Regions from separate parts of the Homo sapiens genome. Here region 2 is linked to region 1. A link is a contact called in ENCODE Hi-C data. All regions are on one chromosome and are shown on one strand. Each heading gives the region's core, a stretch centred on a gene start or an enhancer-like site at or near the end of the contact. The rest is flanking DNA. Distances are from core to core; before and after follow the strand shown.

Region 1 (4,784 bases), core at 1,601-4,100:
AGACATTATCCCATTGCTCAAATTAGTTTATAACTGTTTAACATAAATCATCCAAATATCAAGTAGAGGTAATGATACCCACTCCACAGGGTAACATTGTTTTGAGTTTTAAATGAGAGCATTAATGTACAGCAAATAGCTCAATGTATACATGGTCAGTAAATGGTAAAGGCATGGGGCTATTATGAATTCTCTGCACCTCCCAAATATGACCACCAGGTGTCAGCCTCCCCTAGCCAAACCCTACCAGGTGAAGGGTGTCCAGGTTGTCTATCCTCTCCAACACTAGAGGAAAGAGCAAAGGATCTTGGTGCGACGATTTACCCTTCACCTACTGCTGTTCTGAGCTACTTAGGTGCACAAATATCAGCACCGATTTTTTTTTGAGATGGAGTTTCGCTCTTGTTGCCCAGGCTGGAGTGCAATGGCGTGATCTCGGCTCATTGCAACCTCCGCCTCCCAGATTCAAGCGATTCTCCTGTGTCAGCCTTCCGAGTAGCTGGGACTTCAGGCGTGTGCCACCATGCCCAGCTAATTTTTTTGTATTTTTTAGTAGAGACGGGGGCGGGGGGGTTCGCCATGTTGGCCAAGCTGGTCTCGAACTCCTGACCTCAGGTGATCCACCCGCCTCGGCCTCTCAAAGTGCTGGGATGACAGGCGTGAGGCACCTCACCCAGCCCAGAAATATCTTAGTACCTATTTTAGGTGAGAACTTGCCTGCCTACAGACTAAACCCAGTTGTGCAGTCTCCCTAGACATGGAAATTTGGAAATGTCCAAGATAAGGTCAAGGAAAAACAGAAAAAGAACGTTCAAGGCAAAGAAGAGCAAAAAAGTGGAATCAGGAAAAAGCCAGGGAGAGAATGAAATAGGAGGAGGAAAGAAGAGATTTAGAGAGAGGAAAAGATAAAACTTTTCTTACTCAGTCACCTCTCCAGGGCCTCACCAAAAGCTGTGCCAAAGCCCTTTCATTTAAGCCACCAGCAACCTGAAACCCCCACCTCCCAGGCTCCTGCCACAGGTCAAATCCCTTTTTAATCCTTGTAATCCCACTGATTCTCTAGCTGGCTTTCTCTTGGATATATTTCAGAGAGGAGCTTTAGAGTCCCTGGCAAAGAACTCATCATTCATTTTTGGCCCATGTAATTTCTACTTTATATATGAGCTTCCATCTTTTCCAGACTTCCCTGTTCTCCCCATTAGAAACTATATTTCCATTTTTTGAGAGACACTTTTCCCCCACTTACAATAGCCTCTTTCACTTTGCTAGTTCACCAAGCTGCAGGTTTTATTTCCCAAGTGCATAGTATTTTTTATCATTGGCATACATTTTTTTCAGGCTTCCAAAAAGTATTTTTAAAGTAGTCCACAGGCTTCCTGTGGGTTATTGACTTTTTGAATGTTAGTCTTAATTTGTCCTAATGTCTAGTAACATGTGGCATACCCAAACAGGAGTAAGCCTTGTTCGGACACCATCCTGAAGCAGGATTGTTGACTCAGTCTGCTCTCTTTGGGCAGAAACCTGGCTGTAACTGAGTTAGGCCCATCCACCGGTTAAGAGCTCTTTACTTCACACAGAACAGATCTTTGCTCAGGAATTTCTAAAGAAAACCAGAAGGAGGCCAGGCGCCATGGCTCACGCCTGTAATCCCAGCAATTTGGGAGGCCAAGGAGGGTGGATCACTTGAGGTCAGGAGTTTGAGACCAGCCTGGCCAACATGGTGAAACCCCTTCTCTACTAAAAAAATACGAAAATTAGCTGGGTGTGGTGGTGTGCTATGCCTGCAATCCCAGCTACTCAGGAGACTGAGGCAGGAGAATCGCTTGAACCCGGGAGGCGGAGGTTGTGGTGAGCCAAGGTCACGCCACTGCACTCCAGCCTCGGTGACAGAGTGAGACTTTGTCTCAAAAAAAAAAAAATTAAAGCATATTGCAATTCACGTAAAGGCTAAATTTATGAACTAATGAACTACCGCTAATTCCTCCTCACTCTTAGCAAGAAATGGTTAAGGGAAGTGAAGCAATTTCTAGGACAACATAAGGATTCTAGGAATTTACAGCCAGTTACCTGAAAAGTCTGAACTTGGATTTCTTCCAAATAATGACCAATCCAGGTCATTGCCTGATCAATCACAAGAGGCCTGAGCCTACAAGGCCATGTCCCACCTCTCAACTCTCCCATGGGAGGCTGTCATGAGACAATTTCCCATCGGCTCTCAGGCTCTGATGAGGAATGGAGCTTTCTGCCTCACTCCCACATAATATAAAACTGCTTTTAAATATAATACATAAATAAAAATTTATAAAATGCACATTGTATAAATATTAAATATAAATTTATATAAATATATATCCTGCATACTATAAAGCTGCAGAACATAAAACCTCCAAGTGGTAGCTGTGAAGGGACTCCTCCCAAATACAATGTCCCACAACACACATTGCAGTCATCTGGCCCCTTTTTGCTTCATTGTCATGTTTTTTTGTTTGTTTTTGAGACAGATTCTCACTCTGTTGCCCAGATTGGAAATGCAATGGCGCAATCACAGCTTACTGAAGCCTTGAAATCCTGGGCTCAAGCAGTCCTTCTGCCTTAGCCTCCTGAGCAGTTGGAACCACAGGTGCCTGCCACCATGCCTAGCTAATTTTTATTTTATTTTTTGTAGTGACGGTGTCTCACTATGTTGCACAGGTTGTTCTTGAACTCCTGGGCTCAAGTGATCTTGCAGCCTTAGCCTCCCAAAGCACTGGGATTATAGGCATGAGCCACCGTGCCCAGCCAGTGTTGTATTTTTAGTGTTGGGGACAATGATTCACAGGGAGCTCTCACCTAGGTTTAGTCTTCTTTTTGCTGTCTAAGTAATAAAATGTCTAAATCTAGAATGACTCATTGTTTCTTTACCAACCAAATTAGTCAGCTCTTGGCCCTTGCCTTGCCTTTTTTTTCTTTGAGACAGAGTCTCCCTCTGTTGCCAGGCTGGAGTACAGTGGGGTGATCTTGGCTCACTGCAATCTCCGCCTCCCGGGTTCAAGCGATTCTCCTGCCTCAGCCTCCTGAGTAGCTGGGATTGCAGGCATAGTACGCCACCACACCCAGCTAATTTTCATATTTTTTTAGTAGAGACGAGGTTTCACCATGTTGGCCAGGCTGGTCTCGAACTCCTGTCGCTGGGACTATACAGGTGCGTGCAACCACACCCGGCTAATTTTTTTTTTGGTAGAGACGAGGTTTCTCCATGTTGGCCAAGCTGGTCTCGAACTCCTGTAGCTGGGACTATACAGGCACGTGCAATCACACCCGGCTAATTTTTTTTAGTAGAGACAAGGTTTCTCCATGTTGGCCAGGATGGTCTTTTGACCTTGTGATCCACCCGCCTTGGCCTCCCAAAGTGCTGGGATTACAGGCGTGAGCCACCACGCCCGGCCGGCCCTTGCCTTGTCTTATGTGTGAGCTTGACAACCCTTAAACCAGTCCACACAACCAAAATGTGATTGAGTCCAAAGCATGACAGGTGAAGAAGATAGCTGGGGCCAGGCACAGAGGCTCATACCTATAATCCCAGCACTTTGGGAGGGCAAGGCAGGAGGGTCACTTGAGCCTAGGCCTCCAAGACCAGCATGGGTAACATAGTGAGACCCCATTTCTACAAAAAAACAAAAAACCAAGCCCAAAACAAAACAAAAAGACAATACAGTTGGTTCCATTGACAACGTCTGATTACTCCTTCCTACAGGAGGCTGTTGCTGTTTCTGACACTAAATGAGGGTTCACGTTTGTGTTGTATATTCTTTTTTTTTTTTTTTTTTTTTTTGAGATGGAGTTTCTCTGTTGCCCAGGCTGGAGTGCAATGGCACGATCCCGACTCACTGAAATCCACGCCTCCCAGGTTCAAGCGATTCTCCTGTCTCCTGACTCAGCCTCCCAAGTAGCTGGGATTACAGGCGCCCGCCACAACGCCTGGCTAATTTTTGTATTTTTAGTAGAGGCGAGGTTTTGCCATGTTTGCCAGGTTGGTCTCGAACTCCTAGCCTCAAGCAATTTGCCCGCCTCGGCCTCCCAAAGTGCTGGGATTACAGGCATGAGCCACCTCGCCCGGCCTTGTGTTGTATATTCTATGAGTTTGGACAAATGAATAATGGCATGTATCCACCATTACAGTATCATACAAAATAGTCTCACTGCTCTAAAAATCCTCTGTGCTCTGCTTATTCATCCCTGTCTCTCTCCTTCCTAACCATTGATCACCACTGAACTTTTCACTATCTCCATAGTTTTGCCTCTTCCAGAATGTCACATAGTTGGAAACATACCTTATGTAGACTTTTCAGATTGGCTTTTTTCAGTGAGTAATACGCATTTAAAGTTCCTACATATCTAGCCCGGGCTTGGTGGCTCATGCCGGTAATCCCAGTACTTTGGGAGGCCAAGGCGGGCAGATCACCTGAAGCTAGGAGTTTGAGACCAGCCTGACCAACATGGAGATACCCTGTCTCCACTAAAAGTACAAAATTAGCTGGGCATGATGGCGCATGCCTGTCATCCCTGGTACTTGGGAGGCTGAGGCAGGAGAATCACTTGAATCCGAGAGGCGGAAGTTGCAGTGAGCCGAGATCGCGCCATTGCACTCCAGCCTGGGCAACAAGAGTGAAACTCCGACTCAAAAAAAAAAAAAAGTTCCTATATGTCTTTTCATGGTTTCATAACTCATTTCTTTTTTTTCTTTCTTGCTTTTTTTTTTTTTTTTTTTTGAGATGGTGTCTTACTCTATCACCCAGGCTGGAGTG
Region 2 (4,784 bases), core at 1,446-3,945, 560 kb after region 1:
GAATCTCACTTAGCAATACTTTCACGGAGGCCTGTAGGTAAATGAACTAAGTGTTGGTAGGTCCCCCAGCATTCACAAGGGCAGCACCACTAACTGTGGTTAAAGCACAGAGTTAAGTTTGGATTCCAAGTTTAGAAACAGTACTTTCACATGATTCTGGTTCTAGACTTTTTCTACCGTATGGTAGCATTTTCTCTGGGCACCTCAAAACCTTGTAGCAGTCCCAGAGTGATCCTGATTCAAGGGATCTTGAACTGGATTCCATGAAAGACAGTATTCAACGGTGCCTGACTGATAAAATTCATCTGGGTTCACACAAGATAACCAAATAACTAAATGACTTAGTAAAAAAAAAAAAAGTTTAAAAAATCAGCAGTGGGACAACTGACCTGATTTTTTCCACGTTTCAGCTGGTAGTGTCAGTGTTTGCTAGATCTACCAGTAACTTCTGCTATGGGTAGCTGATTACAACACAATCACTTAGAAAATGCAATCCTCAACTGTTTTTTTTTGTGTGTGTGTGTTTCAGAAAAAAAAAAGGTGTTCTTGATTTTAGTCATTAAGAGGTTCAGTCCCTGCTGGCCAGTGCACTGAAGAAGGCCCTGTGGAAGAGGGGAGCTTTGAAGAAGGCATAGGTGGAAAGTGCAGGAAGGAATTTTAAAATTTATTTTATTTTAGCTTAGCTCAGTTTAGTTAAGTTTTAGTTTTAGTGGGTTTTATGTTTTGTTGTGTTAAAACTTTTTATTTTTACATAGTCTGACTCACAAGAAGTTGCAAAAATGGTAGAGTTGCTGTGTACCCTTCACCCAGCTTTTAGGGGACAGACTTCTGATTTGGGTGGAGAGAGTCCTAGTGTATCCGGCAGGAACAAAAACAAGAATGAAAAAGGAGAGACTTTGAGGAGTCTAAGTAGCAGTGAACTGCAGTCAGGAGACATTCAAACTAGTTACTTGTCTGTGCACCAGTCATTTCTTCCATCTGCGCCTTAGTTTTCTTATCTGTGAAACAAGAGTGATGTTACCACTTTACACCACAAACTTGTGCTAAGAATTAAACGATATTCCATATACAGGTACTTGGTAAGCTGTGAAACAACACTAGTAATTGTTATTTGTATAACATAATGATTACTTTTCTCATTTTATTTAGGCTTGTGAATAGGACCACATTTCAGATTCCAAGGTGATTGTAGCTTAGTGTACTAGATTTATATCGGTAAGAGTTGTCAACATGATCCTGAATGAAATGTTAAATATCTTGTTAATGAAGGGGAGGAGTGAAACTCACATTAGGATTTGACTACATTAATCATAGTCAGATTAAACTGATTCACTAGCTACTCAACTAAACTTGATGTTAATTTTAACTTTTGTGGTCAAGGATCTGTTTAACTATCTGAAAGCTATGCAATGTATCCCAAGAAAAGTGCATATAAAATGCATATATATTAACATTTTTAATATACTCTTAGGGGGGCTTTGAACCTTTCTGAAAAACCTAAACATAAAACCTTTTCAGGTCTCAGGAATCCAAGATCAACATCCTGGTTCAGAAAGAGTTTTGATCTTAGAGGTCTGGATGGCTGCAAAGCTAATGCTCTCATACCAGACTCTGGTCTTCCTTTGTTCAGAATCTTGTGCTCTTTGCTTTAAAAAGTAACCTTTCCCTCCCACCCCCAAATATAAAAGAGATAACTTTTTCATGGCAGAAAAATTAGAAATATAGAAATGTACAAAGGATATAATTACATGTAATCCAACCATCCAATGAAAATCACTGTTAACACTTCACTGTATTTCATTTCATTTATCTTACTTTTTTGGCATAATCTCTGTGCATACATTTAAAACATACAACTAGGATTGTATTTAAAGTTTTGTGTCCTACTTTTTCAGCTAATGTTTTATCTTTAGCATTCCTTGTGTTATTCAATGTTCTTAAAATATACTTTTTAATGGTTGCATGTCTTACTACATGATAAACATTTATTTATCTATTCTCCCAATTAGAAATCAGAAAGTAGTTTTTGTTTTTCTCTTTCATATTGCATGTTTTGCTGAACATTTTTATAAGTAAATATTTCCATAATACAGAACCCTATGAGTGAAATTACTGGGTCAAATGAGACATGTTAAAAGACCCCTGATGCAACCTGAGAGATTACTTTATAGTGCACAGAGGTTGTATAAATTCATACTCCCATTAGCTAGTAGTGGGAGAGGCTATCTCAGTCCATCCTTACTAGCATTGAGTATTATCAGTTAATTAACTTTTCCCAATATGAGAGTGGGAAAATGATATGCTGCTGTGGCTTAAATTTGCATTTATTTGATTACTACTGAGGCTGAACACTTTTTAACATCTATTGGCCACATGTGTATCTTCTATAAATTGTCTGCTCATGATATTTGCCCATTTTTCTATTGGGGTGTGACACTTTCCTTTTTAAACCTCTTTTGGTTTCAGTTTCTTCATTGGTCAGCTGGGGCTAATGTTATTTGCCCTTAATTTTGAACTTCTGAAAAAAAAAAAAAGAAGACCTACCAAATGTTCCATGCCATGAATTGTATCTGGAAGACTAGTGGTTAGATGCTTAAATTATCTGGGGGCAAGTGCCGTTTGTGTCAGGGGTAGGTTTAATTCAGGGAGTACAACCACAAATTGGGACTCTTGACTCTTTATACCATCTGTGGCCAATGCATGCAGTGTTGTCTTGCATACATATACAGCCACCTGTTGTTATGTGCTTATGTGTTGTTATGTGCACCTAAAAGGTGATAAGAAAAGCGCATATTTCCTGTCTTTTGATACAACGGGCCTGGAAGCCTATAGGAAACCAGGTGTTCTTGAACTACCCTTCCTGTGGTTTCACAGCCACATATCTCCAACTGTAATACTGTTCATTTACAATAGCTGTAAAATATCCATGTACTCCCAGAGATGGTTGTAACTGTTGCAATTTATGCTATAATGATAGTTAAAGAGCCAAAGTAACAAGTGATTTCCAGTTCAACTAAATTTGTGGTTTTATTTGTCTGATAGATTAAGTTTACTACTCAAGAACACATTTCTTAGTAAAGTCATTATAGCTACATAAGCAGGGATCACTGTTTAAAATCCACCACAAAGCAAGCAGAGGACAACTCTGCCTAATGTTCTTTCTCTGCCTGTCAAGACGTCTGCCGCTGTGCTTCTCTGTTTATGGATAATGCACTCTGATATTCCAGTGCTGCTGAAACACTAGTTTCAAAGTCAGGTTTGGAAGTTAATGTAAAATTCGGCTAAGAGCTAAAAAAGAATGAAGGAACTGAAGATGCCACAGGTTCCTCCCTGAGTCTCCTGGGGAAACCATGTGTGAGAAGCCTGGCAAAGAGAATGCTTTTCCAGCTGAGCCTCTCCCAACCTTTTTTTTTTTTTTCGAGCCGGAGTTTTGCTCTTGTCACCCAGGCTGGAGTGCAATGGCACGATCTTGGCTCACTGCAACCTCCACTTCCTGGTTCAAGCGATTCTCCTGCCTCAGCCTCCCGAGTAGCTGGGATTACAGGTGCCCGCCACCACGCCCAGCTAATTTTTTTGTATTTTTAGTAGAGACAGGGTTTCGCCATGTTGGCCAGGCTGGTCTCGAACTCCTGACCTCAGGCAATCCACCCACCTCACCCTCCCAAAGTGCTGGGATTACAGGCATGAGCCACCACGCCAGGCCTCCAACCTCCTTCTTGAGTGCTCACGTGCCACCAGCCTCTATGATAAGAATAAGAACTAGGCTGAACACTACCTACTACTGGGTTTGTGGGCAAGGCTGAGAAAGCTCCACATTCATACAAGTGCTTGCTTTCCTGAAAGATGATAGCCCTTGACCTAAGTGTGGACCATCAATCTTTATTTCCACTCTTGTTTCAGTATTCAATCTACACTAATCCTTTCCCTGGAAAAGAGAAGGGGGGGAAAAAAGGATTGAAATTTGGGAATAGCTCCAAGTTAAAAAGGGTATCTTTGGATAGCTGTGCATTGAATAAAACCTTTGAGTTTGGCAACTGACAGGCTGTGTGGTGTGGTAAGAAAACTGTTTGGTAATAGGTTTTTAATAAGGGAAGATGGATCTACGCTGTAATGCATCCTTCGGTTTCCCTTATGTTTTTTTCAGCTATACTAGGAGACAGGCCTGATTGTTGTTCATACTAGGACCAGAGAGGAAAGAGGGAAGAGTGTGCTCTGGAGAGCCACGAATAGTGTTGCTGGCAGAAATGAAAAGGCCTGTAAAAAGAGGGTATATGGGGAAAAGCAAAGCCCTTTCCTGCTCTTTCTGAGGACTTTGTGTTCTAATTGTTCAAGAGAAAATCCTTTCAACCCTTCTGATTTGAAAGTCGTTCAGTTAGAAAAATAACATTGTACTACGTTGATCTAAAGGCAATTGGTGATATTTAGCTGTTTTTGACCTACACAAAGGGCAATTTGCTATGGTTCAACCAACTACACACTTGCACACCCACGCCTGTGAATGTGCTGAACTCTGAGCTATGATCACTGCAGTTGATTTTCTCCCCTCCTTAAGGAGGAGAAGGCTGAATTTTCAAGAACACTGTCACTAGACAACTGTGTTACTTGTTTAATTTTTGCTGAAGAAGTTGGAAGGTAAATAAGTGAGATGGGCCAAATAGCCACGTCAGAGTTTGGAAGATCCTGCATTTAATTTTTTTGTTTTTGTTTTTGTTTTTGAGACAGAGTCTCGCTCTGTCGCCCAGGCTGGAGTGCAATGGCATGATCTTGGCTCACCACAACCTCCA

What was found. A loop is a pair of places that touch in the nucleus more often than their neighbours do. Pooled maps may share reads with other maps.
Region 2: a map with no recorded cell type shows a loop between it and region 1 (4-fold over the local background). The contact joins two enhancer-like sites. A Hi-C loop is called at or near these places in 2 of 168 maps with a recorded cell type or tissue (MCF 10A and PC-9), 10 of 37 single-sample maps with no recorded cell type and 11 of 50 pooled maps.

What each region holds. Positions count from the first base shown.
Region 1 is chrX:123,833,326-123,838,109 of GRCh38, forward strand. No RefSeq gene overlaps it. Among named protein-coding and RNA genes, the nearest start is that of XIAP, 24 kb to the right of the region's middle. Within about 2 kb of position 2,851, at least 3 of the 41 ENCODE cell types and tissues checked have a DNase peak (open chromatin) inside an H3K27ac peak, as active enhancers do.
Region 2 is chrX:124,392,901-124,397,684 of GRCh38, forward strand. The region is part of intron 30 of TENM1 (teneurin transmembrane protein 1); the gene reads right to left. Among named protein-coding and RNA genes, the nearest start is that of SH2D1A, 49 kb to the left of the region's middle. Within about 2 kb of position 2,696, at least 2 of the 41 ENCODE cell types and tissues checked have a DNase peak (open chromatin) inside an H3K27ac peak, as active enhancers do.